Linked DNA regions of Homo sapiens: regions 1 and 3 are each linked to region 2. A link is a contact called in ENCODE Hi-C or POLR2A ChIA-PET data. All regions are on one chromosome and are shown on one strand. The core of a region is the stretch at or near the end of the contact, and the rest is flanking DNA. Distances in the headings are between cores, read along the strand shown. Region 1 has its middle 6.7 kb from the start of LINC02668. Region 2 has its middle 25 kb from the start of PITRM1. Region 3 overlaps PFKP (phosphofructokinase, platelet).

Evidence for each region. Hi-C counts contacts between places; a loop is a spot of excess contacts on that map. ChIA-PET counts read pairs that join two places held with the same protein, here RNA polymerase II (POLR2A). Pooled maps may share reads with other maps.
Region 1: a loop to region 2 is called in a pooled map, with 8 times the contacts of the local background. The contact joins two enhancer-like sites. A Hi-C loop is called at or near these places in 1 of 50 pooled maps. POLR2A ChIA-PET finds 5 or more read pairs at or near these places in 2 of 52 experiments (AG04450 and naive thymus-derived CD4-positive, alpha-beta T cell).
Region 3: a pooled map shows a loop between it and region 2 (14-fold over the local background). The contact joins two enhancer-like sites. A Hi-C loop is called at or near these places in 5 of 50 pooled maps. POLR2A ChIA-PET finds 5 or more read pairs at or near these places in 2 of 52 experiments (HCT116 and WTC11).

The regions. Positions count from the first base shown.
Region 1 is chr10:3,262,491-3,265,885 of GRCh38, forward strand. No RefSeq gene overlaps it. Among named protein-coding and RNA genes, the nearest start is that of LINC02668, 6.7 kb to the left of the region's middle. RefSeq lists a silencer at 358-523. Within about 2 kb of position 1,768, at least 5 of the 41 ENCODE cell types and tissues checked have a DNase peak (open chromatin) inside an H3K27ac peak, as active enhancers do.
Region 2 is chr10:3,195,908-3,199,511 of GRCh38, forward strand. No RefSeq gene overlaps it. Among named protein-coding and RNA genes, the nearest start is that of PITRM1, 25 kb to the left of the region's middle. Within about 2 kb of position 1,630, at least 7 of the 41 ENCODE cell types and tissues checked have a DNase peak (open chromatin) inside an H3K27ac peak, as active enhancers do.
Region 3 is chr10:3,093,956-3,097,799 of GRCh38, forward strand. The region is part of intron 2 of PFKP (phosphofructokinase, platelet); the gene reads left to right. Among named protein-coding and RNA genes, the nearest start is that of PFKP, 28 kb to the left of the region's middle. RefSeq lists an enhancer at 1,196-2,395. Within about 2 kb of position 1,501, at least 20 of the 41 ENCODE cell types and tissues checked have a DNase peak (open chromatin) inside an H3K27ac peak, as active enhancers do.

The sequences.
Region 1 (3,395 bases), core at 518-3,017, 67 kb after region 2:
CTGTCTGAGGCTGGACAGGCAGTTGCTGGCAGATGTCCTGGCAGAAGTGGTTTTTTGTGAAAAGTTGCAATGCCTCACTCATGAGAGCCCTCCCTCCATGGCCTTCCCCAGCGTGTCAGGGTTTTAACACAGGGAACTCCATTTGGATTCTGAAAATTTTCCCTCATGAGGTTGCATGAGGACTAAACGCAACAGTGGGTATGAAGGGCTTGGCATAGTACCTGGCTCGTGTGAATTACTGGTTAGAGAAGAGATGTAGGAAGTCAAATAGGGTAAGTAAAAGAGGACTTGTTGAAGACTACTGGATTCTTTGTAGTATGAATTCTTCTTTCTCCAACTTTGTAGCTTGGGACTTCTGTCTTGGCAAGTACAACACTTTGCAATCCTCCTCACAGCTAGGAAGGGCACAGGACTAAATTCTGACCAATGGACAGGACTGCCTTAAAGGAGAGCGTAAAAGCTGCCCCCTGCTCGTCCTCCTGGCTGCTGTGCGGAAGTGCTGGCTGGCACCTGGGCAGCCATTTTTTACCATGAGGCAGAGCAGTGAGTGAGATGAAATGAAGGAGTCTGGGACCCTGATGCCCGGGAAGCCATCACCCCAGCCCAGCCCTACCACCTCCAGTCTCGTAGCTGTGTGGGGGAGATACCCTTCAATCTCCTATAAGTCATGGATTTTTCCTGTTTGTTACATTCAACCCAGCAAAATTCTAGCTGATATTCAAGATCCCCGAATTAGGTAGTTCAGCTGAGCTCAGGAACTGGAAGAGCTGACGTAAGTGGTGAGGTGGAGGTGGCCTCAGGAAGAGGTGGAGCTGATGATGGACACCCTAGGAGAGGAGACACTGTGAGTTTCTCTTCCTGTCCAGATGAACTCACTCCTGATGCACTGGCCATCTTGTTTTCTGAAAACTTCTTTCTCTTTGGTCCTATTTTAGACTCAGAGCAGTTTGGGAGGCAACTGGTTTTATTTGCACAGTTATCACCTGTTCCAATGAAGAAGAAACACAAAGATGTGCTTCTGTGATTTGAAAGTTTATCCAGGATTCAGGCTTTTTAGGAGTCTATGAGGGTATTGCTTGGCTGAAATTCTCCACATTGCCACTGGTTACTTATTATCGTTTCATCCACATCAGTGCTTCTCAAACTGCTGAGCATTAGTGTCACCTGGGGAGCTTTAAAACATTCTGAAGCCCAGCCCATACCCCAGACCGGTTAGATCACAAGTGGAGAAGCTGGGGCCCCAGCATTGGCAGTTGTTAAAGCTCCCTGGGTGGACCCACCGTGCGGAAGGTGGGAGAAGCAGCAAACGCAATTCTTAGTCTCTAAGTGTGGTCCCCAGGCCGGCAGCAGTGAGAGTTTGTTGGAAACACAGACTCTCAGGAGCTACTGAATCGGAATGTTGTGTCTTCCACAAGCTCCCAGGCCGTGTGCTTCGGTGCCAGGAAGATCAGGCTGCAGGGGGCGTTGCGCTGGTTCCTGGTGAGTGCCATGCCCTTCACGGACTCCCCTAACTCCCCACCTGCCAGCGTTTCTTTCTGTTTGTCTTTCAGGTTGGTTCCTTCACCACATGGATGTTGCTTGGTCCTGCTGGCCATTTAATTCTGCTGCCTTTCAGGGAGCAGAGTGCGACTTTTGCCTTCCTTTTGCCACTTGCCAATCATTTTTTCTTCTTCTCCTTCCTGTTTTGCAAATTGTGGCCACCACACACGACCCAGAAATGACTCCTGGGCAGTGCCACCGCCTCCTCCTGACCCACTCATCTAACAGCTTCCTCTGGCTGCTGGTATTGTTAGGAACAGCCACCCTGGGCCTCCAGCAGGGCCCTCACAAAGTGTTCTGTTTAGGGAATCACTGAACAACAACAGGATATCGTCCTGGCCTTTCTCAGAACCTTCTCTTTGTTTCGTGTTTCAGCCCTTCCTCTACAAACCTGTTCCCAGCAGAGCCAACCCGTAAAGTCAAGTTCTCCACAAAAAGGCAGAGTCAGTTTTCTGATGGAATGTAATTGAAACAGACCTAAGTTAATGACATACAGCATATTTCTTTCGGGCTGTGTTGATACCAGCAGCAATTCCCTGAGCAGAAGGAAGTTCCTACCTGCCACCACAGCCTGCTGCTTGCCGGCCACACGGCTGGCACCATCCCCTCCGCAGGGTCATTCGCAGCTGCCCGTGGTCACACACTCAGCAAAGTCCTGAAAGCCTCAGCGCACTGGGGTCAGCTGGCCATGGGGGTGTGTGGGAGGTGCCACAGCAAGCCCCTCCTGACCCTAGGCGTCCCTCCTTCTGACAGCAGAGGAAAGGAGAGCCTTGGGCTGGTTTCAGGGCTGGGTGCAGCCTGGGCTACACATATTTTTGAGAGGAGATTTGGGGGCACAGCTGGGGACTCCTTAAGCCACCATCTCTCTCCTTTGTGAGCCTGAGTACATGGAAGACCCTACCGACTACAGCTCACCTTTCGGATTAGGGGTTATTTACTTCCAGGTCATTATTTTTAAACTTTTCAAATTAGAATATAATACTTGGTATAGATTTCAAAAATCAAACTTCATAGAATTAAAAGTGAAAAGTCATCATCCATTTCATTCCGTTTCTTGATTTTTTTTTTTTGGTCCCAGTGTAACCATCGCAAGTATTCATTCATGCACTCAACAGTATTTATCAAATTCCTACTGCATGCCATGAACAGCTGTCATTACTGGGGCTGCGGTGAACAAAGAAGTGCCCCTGTGACTCATACCTGAGGGGTGGCAGTGGGGGTGGCCATTGAAGGTAGGCCAGCAAGTCCATGAACATTTCAGGGGTGACAATGTGGGAGGGGTAGCAAATGAAGGGTCAGATGGTCAGACGAGGGCTGCTGCAGAGACGGTAGACCAGATGGCTTCTGAGTTGCCACTGGACACTGTGAGTTGACCTGTGTCCCCATGGAAACACTCATTGCATTCTGTGTGTTTATCTGAGTATAAAGATGCACTTGTCCACCAAGAGATGAATGGATAAACAAAATGTGGTCTATCCATACTATACAATATTATGCAGCCTTAAAGAGGAAGGAAATTCTGGCACATGCTGCCACACGGACGACCTTGGGGACATTTTGCTAAGAGAAACAAGCCAGTCTCAGAAGTGCACTGACTTATGGTTCTAGTTAGAGGAGGTGCTTAGGGCAGTCAAAATCACAGAGACAGAAAGTAGAATGAATGGTGTTGCCAGGGGGAGGGAATGGAGGAATGGGGAGTTTTATTTAGTGGACACAGGGTTTCAGTTTGGGAAGATGCAGAGTTCTGTGGAGGGATGGTAGTCACGGTCGCACAATGTGAATGGATGTCATACCTCTGAATTGTCCACTTAAAAATGGTTAACTTAGCACATCTTATGAAGTACATATTTTACCAC
Region 2 (3,604 bases), core at 380-2,879:
GTTGCTCGTGGCAGCTGTCGCTTTGGAGTCATGATTCCAGTTGGAACTGAGAAGCAAATACTGCCCACCTGGCCATGGACACTGGCTGCCCGTTCAGAAGCTGTCCAGCCACCAGCAGCTGCCCTCTGAACGACTGCCTTCTAGAATGTCTAGTTTGCCAAACATCAATTTGTTAAAATTACAGGTTTATTGTTTCTTTGAAACCAACTTACCCCACATCAGGCCACAAACTGAATATGTAATTCCAGGGTACTGAGCCTGGCTGGTGTTGACGCTGCTTCACTTTCTTGTTTTCTTTTTTCTTTTCTTTTTCTTTTTCTTTTTTTTTTTTTTGAGATGGAGTCTCACTCTGTCACCCAGGCTGGAGTGCAGTGGCACGATCTCAGCTCACTGCAGCCTCTGCCTCCCAGGGTTCAAGCAATTCTCATGCCTCAGCCTCCCAAGTAGCTGGGACTACAGGCGCCCGCCACCACATTCGGCCAAGTTTTGTATTTTTAGCAGAGATGGGGTTTCACCATGTTGGCCAGGGTGGTCTTGAACTCCTGACCTCAGGTGATCCGCCCATCTCGGTCTCCCAAAGTGCTGGGATTACTGGTGTGAACCACTGCGCCCGGCCAACATTTCACTTTCTAAAGCCACATTTTTAAGGTACGCAGCCCACGCTTCATGCCGGGCCTGGGAGGGGGTTCCTGGTTGTAAACCTGTCTCTGACCTCCCAGCTGGCTCAGAGATGTCCCCAACCCAGAGTCCAGAGGACAGCCCACTTTGGGGAGGAAGCTCGCTTGGGGTCCTGGGTGTAAAGCCAGCCAAAGCAACACCACATTTCTGGCCTTGGCTGGAAAAGGGCAGCTGAGAGCATCACCCCTGTCTGCCGGCCACGGTCTTCTCTCTCCTCTCAGAAACGGGTCTTGGATCTCTTCAGATCGTGTGTCCATCAGGCTAGACTGGGAACCAGTTTTCAGTTGTAGCCTTTCTAAAGAGGCGTCACTATTGTTTCTGTTTCTATTTCAGCTTTCTATCACGTTCCCTCAGTCCAGGGAGACCTGGGCATGGAATTCCCATCTCAGCTCGGCCTCTGCCGTGGTCTGCAACTTGCTGGCGGTCTCCCAAGAGTCATCCCAGCAAACGTGGGGGCTCTTTTGTCCTGTTATGTGAATGGCCACCACGGGGAACATTCCCGCCCACTGGGGCCTGTGGGGGCTGTGTTCACCCCGGGGTGGGGAGGGGGGTCTGGCCCTGCAGGTGGGTCCTCAGGCCCCAGGCAGGGGTGTCCTTGGATGAGCTGTCCTGCTGGGGGGCCATGCAGAGCTGCCGAGGAGAAGGAACAGGCAATGAGGCCGAGGCCAGGGGCGTCCCCTCGCTTCCTTCCAAGGCTTCCTTCCGGGACCTCTCATCTTGGAGGCTGCTTTTTCTTTTGGTTCATTTCATCTGGATTTTACCAAGGAGAAAAATGCACTGGGGGAAGCAAGGAGTTACAGGCCGAGGGCTGAGTGGTTTGCTTTAGTCCTGCACACCCCAGACACCCCGGCCGCTTTCCCAGCAGTCCAGGAATTAATTCCAGGAATGCTCTGCGTCCCAGCCTCCTGCAGCGGGACTCTCTGTCCGCTGCTTCCAGCCGAAGGCCACCGGAGGGCAGCAGAGGCCTGGCTGAACCGGGCCGGGCGCTGCCGAGACTCTGGGAACGTCTCCCACTCAGTCTCCCTCGTTCTACAGCTGGTAGCAGGCAGGTGCTGCTGGTTCCTTCCATCAGGAGGGAGTGACCGCTGACCATTGCGTTACCACATGGAGCAGCGAAAGGAGACGTCCCCATCAGGTCTTCCAGCAACGGCAGCTCAGAATTTTCACTGGGATCTCTCAAAAATGCATTCATTTAAGGGATAGCTGTCTGTTTGTGGATTTCTTAGGGTTGAGTCATTACACGAGGCTTATCAGGGACAGGGATCAGTGCTTCGGTGTCACTGGTGAAAAGAAGCTCATAAAACAACTTTCGGGATTAGCTCATTCGCCAGTGATTGCGACTGTGGCAAACCACACTGCCCCCAGCACGGCGGGTGTCAATTATGTGACACAGACTCTAAAACGAGGTGATGTTAAAGAGGCTTCATAAAATTGTCTTGTATACAACTCCCAGAATATTACTTAGGAATATAGTTCCACTGAGTGCAAATGCAGTCAATATTTATTTGAAAATGTGAAAATCTAGCCAATTGGATATATGCAGGTGATTGAGATAATTCAAACTTTAATGTCTTTTTGAATATTGCATTCTCTTGTTTATTCTTTGGCATTTAAACCAGTCTGAAGCTCAGCTGATTCTCATGATTTAGGATTGGAATGCCCAGTGTTTCAGGTGAATCGTGTTTAGGGCTAATTTGGGCTCTGAGAAGGGCCCATTCGTTACTTAAGAAGTGCTTGGTTGTCTTAGCCAGCTCGGGCCGTGACAAAATACCGAAGACTGAGTGACTTCAGCAGCAAACAGGGATTCCTCACAGTTCTGGAGACTGAAGTCTAAGGTCAAGGCACCGGCAGATTCACTTGCTGATGAGGGCCTTTTCCTGGTTGAGAGAGGGCACCTTCTCACTGTATCCTCACATGGGGGTGGGGGAGAGAGAGAGAGGAGAGACAGAGAGAGGAGAGGGAGAGAGAGAGAGCTCTGCCCCCTTCCTCTTCTTTTTACAGCGCTGGTCCCATCGTGGGGCCCCAAGTCATAGCTTCATCCAACCCTCATTGTCTCCCCAAGTTCCTGCCTCTAAATACTGCCATATGAGGGGCTTGGGCTTTGACATGAATTTTTGGGGTGAACACAAGCATTCAATGCATGCCCAAGGGGACACTGGTGGTCATGTGATGGCCGAATTGTGTCTCCCAGGAAATCCTACATGGAAGCCCCAACCCCTGGGACCTCAGATTATGACTGTATTTGGAGATAGGGTCTTTAAAGAGGTAATTAATGTAAAATGAGGCCATCAGGGTAGTCTCTAAACCACAGGGTTGATGTCCTGATAAGAGGAGGAGATTCGGATGCAGGTGCACACAGAGGGACGACCCTGTGAGGACACAGGGAGAAGACGCCGTCTGCAAGCCATGGAGAGGACTCAGGATGAACTGGCCCTGCCCACACCATCATCTCAGACTTGCAGCCTCTAGGACTGTGAGAAATACCTTGCTGGGAGTTAAACCCCCAGTCTGTGGTGCTTTGTGGCGACAGCCCTCGTGCACAGAGACACCAGGCTGGGGAAGCGTGGCTCAGCCTTGAAGAAGCAGCAGAGAGATCACACAGATGGAGACAGATGTGGGGAAGGGATCCAGCCACTGGCCTCAGCTTTTCTGCACCCCCTTAGCTCCTGCTGACCTGGAGGTCTCTCCCAGCCTGGGTTTAGTTTTAGTAGAAATCGGGGCAGCTTTCTCACACATTCAGGCAGAACAAACACAGAACAGACGGTCACGTGCACGGATGTCATGGGGCAAACTGAAGCACAAACACACACGGGCCTCACCTGCCCAGCGCAGCCCCAGGGTCCCCAGTCTGGTTAGGGTCCCTGGCTGGTTAGGGTCCCTAGCTGCTTAGGGTCTCCTCCACTGTCAGGGCAGGTGAGGCCCATTT
Region 3 (3,844 bases), core at 251-2,750, 100 kb before region 2:
TATTACATGTTTATATGCCAGCCAGGTCCCATGCTGAATTCTTCATGTATGATCTGCCTTCATCCCACCACCATTTACACCATTGCCTGTGGCTTCAGACAATCTAGTTTCAGTGAACATTTCAAACTGCAGAAGAGCACCATCTCCCTTCACCACCACCTCCCCACCACTGTGGTCAGCTGAATGAGCCTCAAGGTGGGGTTTGCTGTAAGGTCACTGCCAGGCCAGTGCTTGGGACCCTCTCTCTACAGGGGAGGAAGGGCGACCGGCCTCGCTCCTGCTGGGGCTGTTGGTTGTACAACTTACCGGAATTGTGCACTCTTAGCTTTGGCTTAAAGAAATCTGTGATGCCAGAGGGCTAAATACATCATGCTGTTGCATTATTGGTCTTCCAAAGAAGCAAGTGCAGGACCACATGATGGTGTGTCGTGTGCTAACCTATTTTAGAATTTTACAGTTGACTGAGTCTCCCAAGAAGAAATCCTGAGGCTGCTCTATAGAAATTTTCTATCAAGTAATGAAATCAGTGAGGGTGCTTTGCTGGGGTGATTGGTAGGGTCTCTGGACAAGAGCGTTCCTTCAGAGTGTTGGTGGGGAGGTGAGCAGGGCTTGGGATGTGTGTTGGTGTGGGGCTGTTTAATCTCAGGCTCTGCCTCTGAATTTCCTAGAGACAGGATAAAGCCACGATTCCTGGCCTTTGAAAACCATTGACATAGTGAAATTCCTGCCGCCTCTCTTTCTCGCACACCTAGTTTGGAACGCTGGTGTTTCCCAAGTCTAAGCCTAGAGAGCCGTTCAGAGCTGACCTCTGCATGCATGCTCTGAATTCTAAAAGTGAAATGCTTTAATTTATTAAGGAATGTTGTAGCTTTAGGTTCTGTGGGGGAGGGAAAAGGATTAAACTAGGGAAAGCTTGATTCTGTAGGAAACAAAAAAAATAGTATTTACTCAGAAGCAGCAAAGCCCCTACATCTCTGGATGCAGTAACTATGTCTGCAGGAAGCTGGTGATAACACTATCTGGAAGGCACTTTTAAAGTCTGTTATCTCTAGGAGCTTGTTTTATTCTGGTAGTTGGAATGTTCACCATTTGGAGTTAGTTGAGTGAAGAATTCAGGAAATCAGATTGGAAAAAAGCATTATCCAGTTGAGAAGACACATGGACCCATGCAACAAGCATTCTGAAAGAAAAAGCCTACTGCTGCAACACAACGGTATAATTTCCCTTTGTCTGTAACTTTAAAAAAAAAAACTTACATATGAGACGTCCGAGAAAGCCACCCATAGGTGAACTACGCGCATAGGTGAACTAGCTTACTCCATTTATGATGGATTCGGCGATTGCCTAAAAATTCTAGTCAAAACCACCTCTACATATAGAATGATCTCCTACATGGTTAGAAGGCTGGTTATTTTGACACAGCTCAAAACAATTTCGAATAAGTTGAAATGACTTCAGAGCCTGTGGCATGTTCTTAGATGTGATCGAATGACTCAACGTAAAAAATTCTGTCCGACGATGGATCCGATACAGCCAACGAGGAGCTCTAAGGTTCATCTTGTGAGTCAGAGTCAACAAGACAGAGAATGTTACTTTGGCCAAAAAACTGAGATAAGGTTAAAGGTTTTATGCTCTGTTTTTCCTATGTGAGTCATAAAACTGGCTTGGAAGGCAAATTCCAAAAGGGTGTTTTAGGAAACGTCTGGGCTTTGGCTGTAGTAAGATAAATATTCAGCCTTCTAAGAAGACTTCAAAAGAGAAAACTCATCTGAATTTCTACGTTGTAGTACGTTTGGGCAAAATGAGTCTTCCTAATTTAGTAATATCTTCCTTGTTGGTGAAAGACGGCTTAGAACTGCGGCTGGTAGTTGCTTTTCACATGTTCCATGGGCGTCGTGACTTTGCAAATTAAAGAATGAGTCATTTCCTAGCAACTTAGCTCACGCATGCACTAGACAGGGAGCATTGGAGGTGGCACTCAGAAAGCCCTCCCTTTCTATTTTTTAATGGCTTTCTTTGCCACATGCATCTATGCAACACAAAATAATGAAATTACTTTCAGAGAACATTTTACTTTTCAAAATGTTGTGGTTTGCAGAGCAGTTTTCTTACTACTCCAGAAGCAAGAGGATTCGTTAACATGTTTGATTAAATCCGTATTTAAATTCTGTGAACTCATGCAGGGAAAGGAAATTGTATGGTTCCCACTATGGCATATTAACTAGTAAAATGCTGGGTGGCGGTTGACTTGGAAGCAGCGTCCGGGATAGCGCGTGCTCCAGGAATACTCTGAAAGCTGATGCCGTTAGGGGTGCATGGTTGACTCCTGGGCCTGAGACGGCCTCAGGATGCTGCAGCGGCCTTGGCATCCTCTTCAGCAGGGTGGCGGCCGGAACTGGCACCTTCCCCCCGGTCTCTTTATTTACCAAAAAACTGCATGCACAGAAATGACCGCAACAGCTCTGGGTGTGGGAATGTAGGAACTGTCTGTTTCAGTTTTGCCGGAGCCCCAGGTTTACGGCCGCTCTACATCCCAGTCCTCTCAGGGAGGTCCCGGTTTCTGCTGCAGTTCAGGCCCCATCATGGGTCATCTTTTCTCTCCTCCTGAGATGTGGGCTTGGAGGATGGGAGGTCGTGCCTCTAAGAAGGGTCCGTTTCACGGTGGCCCAGGCTACATGCCTGCTTCCTTGTTTCCTTGCCCCCCCGAGCTTCATGGAAGTCAATCTGGAAAGTCAGGATCACTGCAGATGGCAGTTTGTTCAGTGTTGCTCCCAGACCTGAAGAATGGAGCGCTCTGTTGTGCTTGCAGAATGAAGCATAATTCTTAGCAGAAACCTGGGAGGCCGGGTGCGGCGGCTCATGCCTGTAATCCCAGCACTTTGGGAGTCCGAGGCGGGCGGATCACGAGGTCAGGAGATCGAGACCATCCTGGCTAACACGGTGAAACCCCGTCTCTACTAAAAATACAAAAAATTAGCCGGGCGTGGTGGCGGGTGCCTGTAGTCCCAGCTACTAAGGAGGCTGAGGTGGGAGAATGGCAGGAACCCGGGAGGCGGAGCTTGCAATGAGCCAAGATCACGCCACTGCACTCCAGCCTGGGTGACACAGCGAGACTCCGTCTCAAAAAAACAAAAAACAAAAAAACCTGGGAGTTTGGGGTGGTAGAGATCACTGAAACTGCAACCCCAAGGCTAGGTTATCTCTTTATTTATGTATCCACCCACCCGCCTACCTACCTATTGTACTTACAATATTCTGAGGATTATGGCCTCCAAGAGTCATTCATGGCTTTGCACATGACCGTCTGTTACCAGTGAGTCCTTGTGTGGACAGAGCATCCGCAGCAGGACAGAACATAAACGGTGCCTCCCAGGGTGCCCTGTGCAGAGGCGAGGTCTGCATCCGACCTCACACTTGCTCACCCTCGCCCTCCGGGGGACGGCTACACTGGGCTCATCTGCACTGCAAGGGAAATCTGTTTTCAGAGCAAGGGGAGACAATAATAATAATAATAATCCCTAGAGTGAGACTGGGCTGTGTTTAGAAGATGTTCTGCTGTTTTGCCATGGAGGTAGGGGGCCTGGTGATGGGCAGTCCCTGTACCAGCCTGTGAGCCAGGGCCTGGGTGCCTGGGGGGTCTCGGGAGGTGCAGACGGGGCTGCCAGCGCTGAAATGAACCAGCTCTGTTTTGGGTTCTGTTCCATTCCAGACTGTTTTCTCCTTTCTTGTTTATTACATGTATGACACTAAATTATAAACACACATGTGGCCAGGCATGGTGGCTCACGCCTGTAATCCCAGCACTTTGGGAGGCCCAGGCAGGCAGATCACTTGAGGTCAAGAG